Linked DNA regions of Homo sapiens: region 1 is linked to region 2. Evidence: chromatin contacts called from ENCODE Hi-C or POLR2A ChIA-PET data. All regions are on one chromosome and are shown on one strand. Each heading gives the region's core, a stretch centred on a gene start or an enhancer-like site at or near the end of the contact. The rest is flanking DNA. Distances are from core to core; before and after follow the strand shown. Region 1 has its middle 130 kb from the start of TOP3B. Region 2 overlaps MAPK1 (mitogen-activated protein kinase 1).

What was found. Hi-C counts contacts between places; a loop is a spot of excess contacts on that map. ChIA-PET counts read pairs that join two places held with the same protein, here RNA polymerase II (POLR2A). Pooled maps may share reads with other maps.
Region 1: a map of B cell shows a loop between it and region 2 (4-fold over the local background). The contact joins two enhancer-like sites. A Hi-C loop is called at or near these places in 1 of 168 maps with a recorded cell type or tissue (B cell) and 4 of 50 pooled maps. POLR2A ChIA-PET finds 5 or more read pairs at or near these places in 2 of 52 experiments (MCF 10A and activated CD4-positive, alpha-beta T cell).

The regions. Positions count from the first base shown.
Region 1 is chr22:22,110,051-22,112,750 of GRCh38, reverse strand. It overlaps IGL. Among named protein-coding and RNA genes, the nearest start is that of TOP3B, 130 kb to the right of the region's middle. RefSeq lists a silencer at 1,019-1,088 and an enhancer at 1,409-1,488. Within about 2 kb of position 1,255, at least 9 of the 41 ENCODE cell types and tissues checked have a DNase peak (open chromatin) inside an H3K27ac peak, as active enhancers do; they include B cell, where a contact is called at or near this core.
Region 2 is chr22:21,815,430-21,818,129 of GRCh38, reverse strand. All of the region lies in intron 1 of MAPK1 (mitogen-activated protein kinase 1), which reads left to right. Among named protein-coding and RNA genes, the nearest start is that of MAPK1, 51 kb to the left of the region's middle. RefSeq lists a silencer at 1,267-1,386 and an enhancer at 1,176-1,470. Within about 2 kb of position 1,314, at least 17 of the 41 ENCODE cell types and tissues checked have a DNase peak (open chromatin) inside an H3K27ac peak, as active enhancers do; they include B cell, where a contact is called at or near this core.

The sequences.
Region 1 (2,700 bases), core at 6-2,505, 290 kb before region 2:
TCCTGGCAATGGGATAGATATCTCAAGAGTGGGCTCCTGATAAAAGGATAAAGTTCAACCCTATTTACTCATTTTCACACTCTTCTTTGCCCTTTTTCCCTGAGATAATGCAGCAGAAAGACCCTTGCCAAATTTCAGCATCTGCTTGTGGACTTCTAAGGCCACGGAAATCTCAACCAAATAAACTTTTAGTCTCAGTAAGTTACCCAACATATGATATTCTATTATATCAGAAGAAAATGGGGGAAATGGACTAGGACAGCACGTGTAGGTTATTCATCTCCTTCCTCTTCTGTAATCTTCCTGGAGGGAAACTTAGCTCTAAGAACTGACCTACTCCACTGTAGGCATCATAAGGGGAAAAGATATGAAAAATATATCAAATTAACATTTTAAGAAAAAAACACATTTTACATCTATATATCCTAGGAAAATTAGACACTGGCTGAAAAAGTAACAACAGGAATCAATCCCTGAGCCAGAGTTGGTCCCAGGCAGGACAGTGGTGATTGCACCAGGCAGAGAGAACACAGGGGAGGTCCTAGTCTCACTTCCCTGGGGTTCTGGAGCACTGTGGAAGTGCCATGGCTGCTGAGATATGTAGTAGCCTCATCCTCTGGCTGCAGCCCAGAGATGTGCAGAATTACTGCATTGGCTGAGGCATCTTTAGATTTAGAAAAGTGACCGGGGACCCTGGAGCCATGGTGCTTACTTGAGTCAGATTAGCAGACTGTTCTACACGTGCTGTCCTAGTCCATTTTCTCCATTTTCTTCTGATACAATAGAATACCATATATTGGGTAACTTACTGAGACTAAAAGTTTATTTGGTTGAGATTTCTGTGACCTTAGAAGTCCACAAGCAGATGCTGAAATCTGGCAAGGGTCTTTCTGCTGCATTATCTCAGGGAAAAAGGGCAAAGAAGAGTGTGAAAATGAGTAAATAGGGTTGAACTTTATCCTTTTATCAGGAGCCCACTCTTGAGATATCTATCCCACTGGAGATATATCATCTCTCAGGAGATACTAGAGAGCACTCCCTAGATGCTACTGGTAGCAGGATATGTGCTAGCCACCAGCAGTGAAGCCACAGCTCAGGGTAAATGTGAGCCTCAGAATTTCCCAGAGATGCAGAGAGGGAGGGTGGCTGAGTCAGAACAGGCCGAGGTGGGGGGAACCTGCAAACACAAATGCTCATGGGTGAGTAAGCAGGGATGAAATGTGAGAGTGGAACACGGGGCAAGAACTCAGACTGGGAGGCTTTCCCAGGAATCTGAGGCCTGTCCCTACCTGATAAGTGAGAGGGGAGCAGCAGGGAGGAGCAGGGGCCCCGGCCATGGTGGACACAGCCCTCCCGAGGTCCAGAGCTGGAGTGGCTGCCCTAGGCCTCTCTTATCCCCTCCACTGGCCTCACAGAGGAAGGGTTATGGATGCAAATGTGTCCCACCCACTGCCTGCCCCCACCCCACTCTATGCATTTATTCAAGACCTGGGGACTGGTGGATGAGAGAGTCTGGCAGGACCTGGGAGGAAGTGGGTGCTGGAACCACACCCAGAGAAGATGCAGCAGCTGAGTCGGCTTCAGTGAGTGCAGGCTCCACTGCCCAGCCCTGGGGAGTTTAGGGGTTGGCACAGCTATGAATAGCCACTGTGCAGACCGTGAGACAGACCCACAGTGCCCCTGCTGCTCACTGGCCAGACTGCAGTCTCAGTGGGAATCATGTGAGTGCAGTCATCTAAGGGCCTGGTCCAAACCATCCATGAGCCATGCCCCTGCTCTGTCCTGAGCTACTGGTATTAATAAACAGCCTTTTCATTGAGGGCTCCTGGATTACTAGAAGAAGGACATATGGGAAATATAACAATGGCCTAATGTGACGAGGCTACAGTGAGGGGAGAATGCAGACAGCTTCTGGAGCAAAGACCCGGGCAGCTCCTTCCACAGGGATCCACCTCTACTCACAGAATAGGAAGGAAAAACTTAACATCAGTTAGAAATACATAAACGAAGGCCTCAATTGTTTGTTCCTGTGATGATTCATTGGATGCGTTCATCCATGAATGCATACTCAAGCAACTACCCTTCAGGCTTGGGTTCCTGGTGTCACTGGATTGATTTTGTTAATCATGGTTTTCACGTATTTGTATGTATACTCTTTTTTCTCCATGTCATTCACTCAGTTAATAAGAGAGTTGTATTAATATCTGTGTATATGATTATGGATTGATTATTTCTCTTTTTAATTCTGCTAAAAGAGACAGTTTTGCTTCAAATACTTTAAAGCTATTTTATTAGGTGCATACAATTTACAGTTGTTATGTGTTGTCATTGAACACCTTATTTCACCAGTATAAAATGCCTCCCTTTTCTTGGAAAAAAATGTTTTTCATAAAAGCTTTCATACTAATACTAACTTTAGAGTAGGCAGATAGCTAGACAGAAGCAGGAGGGGCAGCCCCTGAGAAAAGGGAGTTCTGGAAAATCTCACACCCCAGAGACCACCCAAAGCACACATGCTAGATACGAACAGAGATTAGGGTAAATACCTATGCCAGAACAAAGCCCCTTAAGACACCCAGTATTCACTCACTCTGAAGTTAACCTGTCAGAATGTAGCTAGCTGCATGCTGATAATAGGGGTGAGAGCAAAGGAGAAATTTCTAAGAGAGATGCAGGTACAGTAAGTATAGATTTGACCAC
Region 2 (2,700 bases), core at 65-2,564:
CTGGAAGGATGGAACCGTCATCTCCTCCATCTGAATCACTGACAGGCATTCTTAGATTTTTAAATCAGGATGCTGAAAACTATCTTTGTCCCTTACCTCCACCTTCTTTTTGTACCTCCCAGACCCAGGCCCACCTCTCACGTTTATAAGGTCTAGGTCAAGAATACAAATGGAGCCCTACATACCATTAAAAAAAAAAAAAATCAACCTAAGAAACATTAAGCAGACTTTGCTCTCTCCTCCTGCCATGACAGATATGCCTTCTTTTCCTTTTTTTTTTTTTTGAGATAGGGTCTCACTTTGTCACCCAGGCTGGAGTGCAGTGGCACAATCATGGCTCACTGCAGCCTCAACCTCCCTGGCTCAAGTGATCCTCTTGCCTAGTCCCCCAAATAGCTGGGACTACAGGCGAGTGCCACCATGCCCAGCTAATTTTTGTATTTTTTGTAGAGACAGGGTTTCATCATGTTGTCCACACTGATCTCGAACACCTGGATTCAAGTGATCTGCCCTCCTCACCCTCCCAAAGTGCTGGGATTACAAGCGTGCATCACCATGCCCACACCAGGCCTAATATACCTTCTTAATGACCTGGAAGGTTGGGTTCAAATAGAAAATACTCAGGCTCCTTAGAGTTCTATGTCAGTAGTTCCGGCAGAGCAGACCTTCAGCATAGTGCTCTTCCCTTCCCAGCCACAGCACTATCCATGTGTTGTGAGCTTGAGCACGTGTGTGGCCTCCTGCCTGCACAATGTAGGTGCAATACACGCCAGCAAGCAGCTGCCCCTTTGACCACCACCTCAAGTGCACCTGCTGGGTACAGACTACACTTTTCCAGATGCAGGGAATTCCCGGGCACCTGAGGAGCATTTTCCCCGACCCCAATAACCTTCTCTCATGGGCATGGGCATGTCTGGGTGAGGGTTAGTGGCCAGTGACCACAGATGTCTCAGTCTCTTACCTCGCCTCCTGTTTCCTCTTTCTTTTCTTTGCGGTCTTGCTTTTCTGTCAGAAGCCTACTCATCCTTCAGGATAAGGCTTTTGCGGGCCTCATCTTCTTTTAATCCTTCCCTTAGTATTTGAAGTTAACCCAGCTCCTCCTTGGGTTTCAGAAGTGCTTTAATGTGATAAAAGGCAAAGTATGTTCTCTGTTCCTGTCTCCTTCTCTCACAAAATTGCAAGTTTCTTAAGAGCAGGATCATTATTTGTTTTTGCCACCAGTCCTAACATGAAGCCTCACAAATGGGAAGTTCTTGACAAGCGTGGCTTGAATTCACCAGAACTCTGTCTTCATTTCGTGTTGTTGTGGTAACCCTATCAAAACAGGAAATAAAGCTAGTTTAGCATGACTTGTTCATAATTGACTCATGCTGGTTCCCTTTCCTTCCCTAAGCAATCATAAAACATCTGTTAAATAATCTACTTCAGAATTTCATGGACTTCTACGTTTATTGATCGGTACACTTCTAGAATCTGTATCCCAATTGCCCCAGCACTGGAATGAATCATGTGGCCAAAGAACCCTGGTTCTTTTTTTTTTTTTTTAACTGCTTTACTAAGAAGTAATTGATATACAAAATATTGCACACATTTAAAGTATAAAGTTGGATAAGTTTTAATACATTATACACCTATGAAACCATCAACACAATTAGGATAAGGAACATACTCATTGCCTCCAAAAGTTACCTCATTTCCATTTGCAATCTTCTTCCTCCCATTCCCAGGCAATCCTGGGGGTAAATCCAAAGTAAACCCAGGATTACTTTGTATTTTCTATAGATGGAAATACATTTCTTTTGGTCTGGCTTCACTCACCATAATTACTTGAGATTCATCTGTGCTGCATATATCAATAGTTCATTTCCTGTTATTATCAAATAGGAATCTCATTTCCTTTTATTATCAAATAGCAGGAATCTATCTGTTTTGAGACTTGAGATGGGTGTGCTCACTTCAGACCTTAATGTCCTCCCATTCTCCATAATTTATGGGTCTTAGGATAGAATTCATCTGGGACTTGAGGTTGTGTTCATTTAAGATGACTAGACACTCTCAATATCTTGGGTTCCTCAAGGGAAGAGTATTATTATTATTATTATTATTTTTTTTTTTTTTTGAGATGGAGTCTAGCTCTGTCGCCCAGGCTGGAGAACAGTGGTGCAGTCTCGGCTCACTGCAGCCTCCGCCTCCCGGGTTCAACTGATTTTCCTGCCTCAGCCTCCCAAGTAGCTGGGACTACAGGCGCATGCCACCATGCCCAGCTAATTTTTTTTTTATCTTTAGTAGAGATGGGGTTTCGCCATGTTGGCCAGGCTGGTCTCAAACTCCTGACCTCATGATCCGCCTGCCTTGGCCTCCCAAAATGCTGGGAGTACAGATGTGAAAACCACCCCCAGCCCAGAGTATTATTTATAATTTTTGCGTCCTAATGTTAGAATAGTTCTTGATATATAGAAGGTACTAACCCAAAGCTGGATAAAAGTTTCCCCCTTTATTGGCCAGGTGTGGTGGTTCACGCCTATAATCCTAGTACTTTGGGAGGCTAAGGCAAGAGGATCACTTGAGTTCAGGAGTTCGAGATCAGCCTGGGCAACATTGTAGAACCCTGTCTCTACAAAAAAACTTTTTAAAATTAGCCAGGTGTGGTGGTGCTCACCTGTGGTCCCCACTATGCTACTTGAGAGGTTGGGGCTGCAG